2 separate regions of the Homo sapiens genome follow, and region 1 is linked to region 2. Evidence: chromatin loops called from intact Hi-C (ENCODE). Cell type or tissue: left ventricle myocardium inferior. All regions are shown on one strand. Links, peaks and the distances in the headings refer to the core of each region. The heading gives the core; the rest is flanking DNA.

The links. Peaks named below come from ENCODE experiments on the same cell type or tissue, not always from the same donor. Only the 100,000 strongest peaks of a DNase experiment are listed, where the experiment ranks them.
Region 1: it touches region 2 in a loop (5-fold over the local background); 7 of 110 quality-filtered maps call a loop at or near these places.

What each region holds. Positions count from the first base shown.
Region 1 is chr17:43,176,061-43,178,979 of GRCh38, reverse strand. NBR1 (NBR1 autophagy cargo receptor) reads right to left here. Exons shown (of 21, transcript NM_005899.5): 3 at 982-1,044. Among named protein-coding and RNA genes, the nearest start is that of NBR1, 6.3 kb to the right of the region's middle. In left ventricle myocardium inferior, for the core only: no CTCF peak of the experiment used is centred there; no DNase peak of the experiment used is centred there; H3K4me3 peaks cover 133 bases; H3K27ac peaks cover 262 bases.
Region 2 is chr17:43,332,882-43,335,800 of GRCh38, reverse strand. No RefSeq gene overlaps it. Among named protein-coding and RNA genes, the nearest start is that of LINC00910, 55 kb to the left of the region's middle. In left ventricle myocardium inferior, for the core only: CTCF peaks have their summits at 1,205 and 1,410 (motif pointing right); a DNase peak (open chromatin) is centred at 1,440; H3K4me3 peaks cover 319 bases; H3K27ac peaks cover 742 bases.

The sequences.
Region 1 (2,919 bases), core at 328-2,827, 160 kb after region 2:
TTAGCCATTAGCCTGAGCAACAAAGTGAGATTCCATCCCTCCAAAGAATTAAAAAATTTTGCCAGATGCAGAGAGGTATGTCCTAGCTACCCAGAAGGCTGAGATGGGAGGATTCCTTGAACCCAGGAGCTCTAGGTTGCAGCAAGCTATGCCAATGCACACCAGCCTGGGCAACAGAGTGAGACCCTCTTTAAAAAAAAAAAAAAAAAAAGCTTAGCCATTATATTTGTATTATTATAAACTAAGTGGTAGCTTGTGCTATATGTGAACTTAAGGTCACTATATAATTTTAAAAGTTATCTTGGCCAGGTGTGGTAGCTCACAACTGTAATCCCAGCACTTTGGGAGTCCGAGGTGGGCTGATCGCTTGAGCCCAGGAGTTCGAGACCAGCTTGGCCAACATGGTGAAATACCGTCTCTACTAAAAATACAAAAATTAGCCAGGCGTGGTGGTATACACCTGTAATCCCAGCTACTCAGAAGGCTGAGACAGGAGAATCACTTGAACCCAGGAGCTGGAGGTTGCAGTGAGCAGAGATCGCACCACTGCACTCCAGCCTAGGTTATGGAGTGAGGCTTCATCTCACAAAAAAAAAAAAAGAAAAAAAAAAAAGGTTCTCTCAGGCCAGGCCAGGCATGGTGGGTGTCTCACACCTATAATCCCAGCACTTTGGGAGGCTGAGGTGGGAGGACTGCTTGGGCCCAGGAGTTCAAGACTGGCCTGAGCAACATAGTGAGACCCTGTTTCCTTTTTTTTTTTTTAAGTGAAAGTTATCTCTGAGATATTCTTCAGTGTTGCTTCTCCATTTCTCAACTCCATCTCAGATGCTGCAAGTCTTCTTAGAATATTCAGTTATCAAATATATTTAAACCACCACACAAATAAGCTAAACACTATTTTGAATTATTAAAGCCCATATCACTGGAGAAATAAGATCCCTATTCTGAACACCTAGCAATAAGTGCCATAATATATTTTACCTCTTCATTTTCCTCATCCAGGTATTTTATTTGAATAGTATTCAGATCAAATGAAACTTTTACCTATAAAAGAGATACATATTTAAAGGCAGGTTATAATGTACACAGAAGTCAAAGTAAAAAAAACCCACAAAATCAAAAGACAAACAACAAACAACCTTAATAACCCATAACAAAGGGTTAATATCTGCAACACACCCAGAGTACCAGCAAAACTGCTAATGATACAATTAACAACCCAGGTAAAAATATACATAAAATTCATACAAGAGGAAATCAGAACACCTAACAAATACATCAGAAGACTTTCAAACTTTCTGGTGGTCAGAACAATGCAAATTGAAGCAATGAGATGACATCTCATCAGAATACCAAACTGTGTGTGTGTGTGTGTGTGTGTGTGTGTGTGTGTGTGTGTGTGTGTGTTTTGGGTGGGGTGTGGGGTAGGGAACAGCAAATGTTTTTTAAAGCCATAACATCCAGTGTTGTCAAAACTTCAGGACACTGTCATGTATTTCTGTGTGCTGCTACAATTGTTCTGCAAAGCATTTGGCAGAATCTATTAAAATTTCAAATAAAATGCTTTGTGACCCATTAATCTCACATTTGTATAGGACAGAGTTTATCCTGTAGAACAGTGTATAAGTTATGTGTATAGATGGATATCTCCTGAAGTTTCAAGATAAGAAAAAAAAAAAACGAAAAATATCTTTTTTTTTTTTTTTTTGAGATGGGTCTCACTCTGTCGCTCAGGCTGGATTATAGTGGCTTGATCTTGGCTCACTGCAGCCTCAACCTCCAGCACTCAAGCAATTCGCCCACCTCAACCTCCGGAGTAGCTGGAACCACAGGTGCCTGCTACCAGGCCCAGCTAATTTTTGTATTTTTTTGGTAGAGATGGGGTTTTACCATGTTGCCCAGTCTGGTCTCAAACTCCTGAGCTGAAGTGGTCCACCCATCTTGGCCTCCCAAAGTGCTGGGATTCTAGGCGTGTGCCACTGTGCCTGGCCAAATAATGTTTATAGTATGATCCTAGTATGATATCTGCATGAACATGGAAAATTTAAAGTACATACAGGGCTGTTAACATTGGTTACCCAAAGAAGGTGGGAGTAACAGATGAGGGGGGGGAGAATGGAGGGCTATTAACTGCTTGAGATGGTTTCTCTTCTTAAAATGGGCATGTATTATACTTATACAATTTAAAATTTACAAGGAAGAAAAAAGGCAAGCTGTCAGCTCATTTAACTACTAGGAAAAGAAAGATAACTGATTTTCACATCTTTTGGCAAACAAGATCTAACTTCTTTCTGAATCCAATCTTTTTTTTTTTTTTGAGACGGGTCTCACTGTCACTGATAGGACAGTATGAACAGGTATTTGCTGGAAGGCAGACAACTACCTCAGATCATCTTTTAAGATCTACCATTTCTTTCCCTTTTTAGTTATCATCAGATATAACCAGGTAAACGTAGATTTTTACCAAAGGGTTTCAGAGAGAAACACAGTCAACACAGGAAGTAAAACATTCACCACTGCAAACTGAACAAAAACAGAAGAGTACAAAGGGCAAACCAAGAGGAGGAAAAGCCTTAGCAAAAAAACGGAACAGGTGAACTGCTGTCTAAGCAGGTATGAAAGTTTTTCCTGCTCAACTCTGAGATACTCAACCTCTGACCTAGCAATAAAAACAATTGATAGGCTCTTGCAAAACACAAGTTATATCCTTGTGCAAAACACAAGTCATATCCTCACACAAGAGAACATTTCCTTGGGATCTGGTTGGGTGGAGTCCACACCAATTCACTCCTCATACTGGTTCTAAAATTAATAGGTTTTCTAAATCCTATCTCACTAAAAACAATTTTACCTTCCCTTTCTAAAATGTTCAAAAGGAAATTTATGTGTTGGTTCCCTTTATTGGGGCACATCTCATAT
Region 2 (2,919 bases), core at 182-2,681:
GTCACTAGCATTACTGATATTGGTGTGTTTATGTTGTCTGCTTTTAGTATGCAGATGTCTTCAGGGAGTCCGATGAAAAGCCCAAAGTCAACAAGCAATGATGGCAATGATGATCCTAGTCAATAAAAAGAGGGGAGATTTGGGCAGCTGTGGACGAAGGATTACCCAGGTGCCAAGACAGGAGACTGAAGGCACAAACTGTAGCAGTATAATAAAGAAAATAGTTAGAATAAAGAATACTTACAATACAAATTAGATATAGAGATGATCATGGACAATTATCAATCAATAATGTATAAACATTATTAATCATTAGCTTTTAATATTAGTCTTTGTTGCATTACTAATATAACCTAGGAATAATTGATGGGTGTAGGATCATGTACTGAAGGGACATTGTGAGAAGTGACCTAGAAAGCAAGAGGTGAGCCCTCTGTCATGCCCACATAAGGGCCGGTTGAGGGCTCCTTGGCCAAGCAGTAATGCCAGTGCCTGGGAAGGCACCCGTTACTTAGCAGACCAAGAAAGGGAGTCTCCCTGTTCTTGGAGGAGTCAGGAAACACTCTGCTTCACCACCTCCTTGTGGGAGGCTTTATATTATCCAGGCCTGCCCTGCAGTCATCTGGAGGCCTAAACCCCTCCCCGTGGTGCTGTGCTTCAGTGGTCATGCTCCTTGTCCACTTTCATGTTCCTCCTGTACTCCTGGTTCCTCTTTGAAGTTCATAGTAGATAGTGGTAGAAGAAATAGTGAAAGTCTTAAAATCTTTGAACTTTCTTATAAGTGCCTAGAAGAAAACACTGATGTATGCTGCCTTTCCTCTCTGCTTCAGCTACCTAAAAGGGAAGGGCCCCCTGTCCCATGATCATGTGACTTGCTTGAGCTTATCAATCACTTGGACGTCTCACCCTCCTTACTCTTCCCCCTTTGTCTTGTATGTAATAAATATCAGCGAGCCCAGCCATTCCGGGCCCCTACTGGTCTCTGCGTCTTGGTGGTAATGGTCCCCTGGGCCCAGCTGTTTTCTCTTTATCTCTTTGTCTTGTGTCTTTATCTCTTATAATCTCTCATCTCCATACATGGGTAGAACACCCACTAAACCCTGTAGGGCTGGACCCTACAGGCGGCAAGCTACCCAGGTGCTGAGGCAAGAGACCGAAGGCACAAGATGTTCCAGTATAATAAAATATATAGAATAAGAATAGTTATACTAGAAATAGAATACAGATATGATCATATATGAATATTAATCATTAGTTTGTAGATTTACTCTTTATTCCAATATTATAATAATATCTGTTTTACAATTATAACCTAGAAAAAATTAGGCCATACAGAGATAGGAGCTGAAAGGACACGGTGAGAAGTGACCGGAAGACAAGAGTGTGAGCCCTCTGTCATGCCCGGACAGGGCCACTAGAGGGCTCCTTGGTCTAGCGGTAACGCCAGTGCCTGGGGAGGCACCCGTTACTTAGCAGACTGGTCTAGTGGTAGCGCCAGTGCCTGGGAAGGCACCCGTTACTTAGCAGACCAGGAAAGGGAGAGAGTTAGAGAAGACTCTGCTCCACCACCTCTTGTGGAAGATCTTTGTCAGGCCCACCCGCAGCCATGCCCACAGCCATCTGGAGGCCTAAACGTCTCCCTGTGATGCTGTGCTTCAGTGGTCACGCTCCTTGTTCATTTTCATGTTCCACTCTGTGCACCTAGCCTGGCCTTCTAGACAGCGGTAGCAGAATTAGTGAAAGTATTAAAGTCTTTGATCTTTCCGAGAAATGCATAGAAGAAATAATGACGTAAGCTGTCCCCTCTCTGTCTCCACCTCAGCTACCAAATAGGGAAGGGCCCCTGTCCAGTGGTCACGTGACTCACGTGACCTTACCTATCATTGGAGATGACCTGCACTCCTTACCCTGCCCCCTTGCCTTGTATACAATAAGTAACAGCACAGCCAGGCATTCGGGGCCACTACCGGTCTCCGCGTCTTGGTGGTAGTGTTCACCCGGGCCCAGCTGTCTTTTATTCTATCTCTTTGTTTTGTGTCTTTATTTCTATGATCTATCATCTCCACACACAAGAGAAAACCCCAAAGGCCCTGTAGGGTTGGACCCTACATCTGGCGCCCAACGAGAATTTCTCTCTCGCTGTGTGAAGTTGCACTTTGAGCGTGAAACACAGCAGAGGATTTCAATGACAGATTCCTGAGGATTGAGGTCAATAAGCTTGGTGGTAAGCTTGGGCACTCAGAGTATCCCGGGGACACCAAGGGACAGGCCTGTACTAAGTACTCAGCTTATTTAAATTTTATAAAAACTCTCCTTAAAGAAGGAGTGGTTAAAAGTATCTACTGATAAGTTAATTGAACTGTTTGATGTTGTAGATCTTCTTTGCCCTTGGTTTCCTACTGAGGGAACTTTAGAACTTAAGGATTGGGATGAGATTGGCAGACATTCAAAATTGCTCATAAAGGCGGGCATATTATTCCACCCCCAATTTGGTCAATCTGGGCTTCGGTTCGCTCTGTCCTAGACTCTTTACAGACTCAGGAGGACAACATGGAGACTGATCCCTCTTTCCTCTGAGGAGGCTGAGGAAGTGCTTAGTTCTTTTTCACCTGAGGATACTGCACAGATTGAGGCCATAGTTCTACAGATGGACCTCCACTCTGATATTCCTTTGGTGCCACCACCTACGCCAGAGCCTACCATGCCCCGGTTATCGCTTTATGATGAACTTTTAACTGATCTGAATGAATTTATTTCCCCCAACCAGCAAAATCCAGCTGAAAGATATTATCAACAGCCATCACAGCTGTACCCTCCTACCTTTCCTCAAACTCTCAACTCTCCAGCTATGCAGATAGAAAATGAGATGATGCAGCCTGAAAAAGAGGCTCTAAACTATGTTTTCATGCAGCCTGGTAC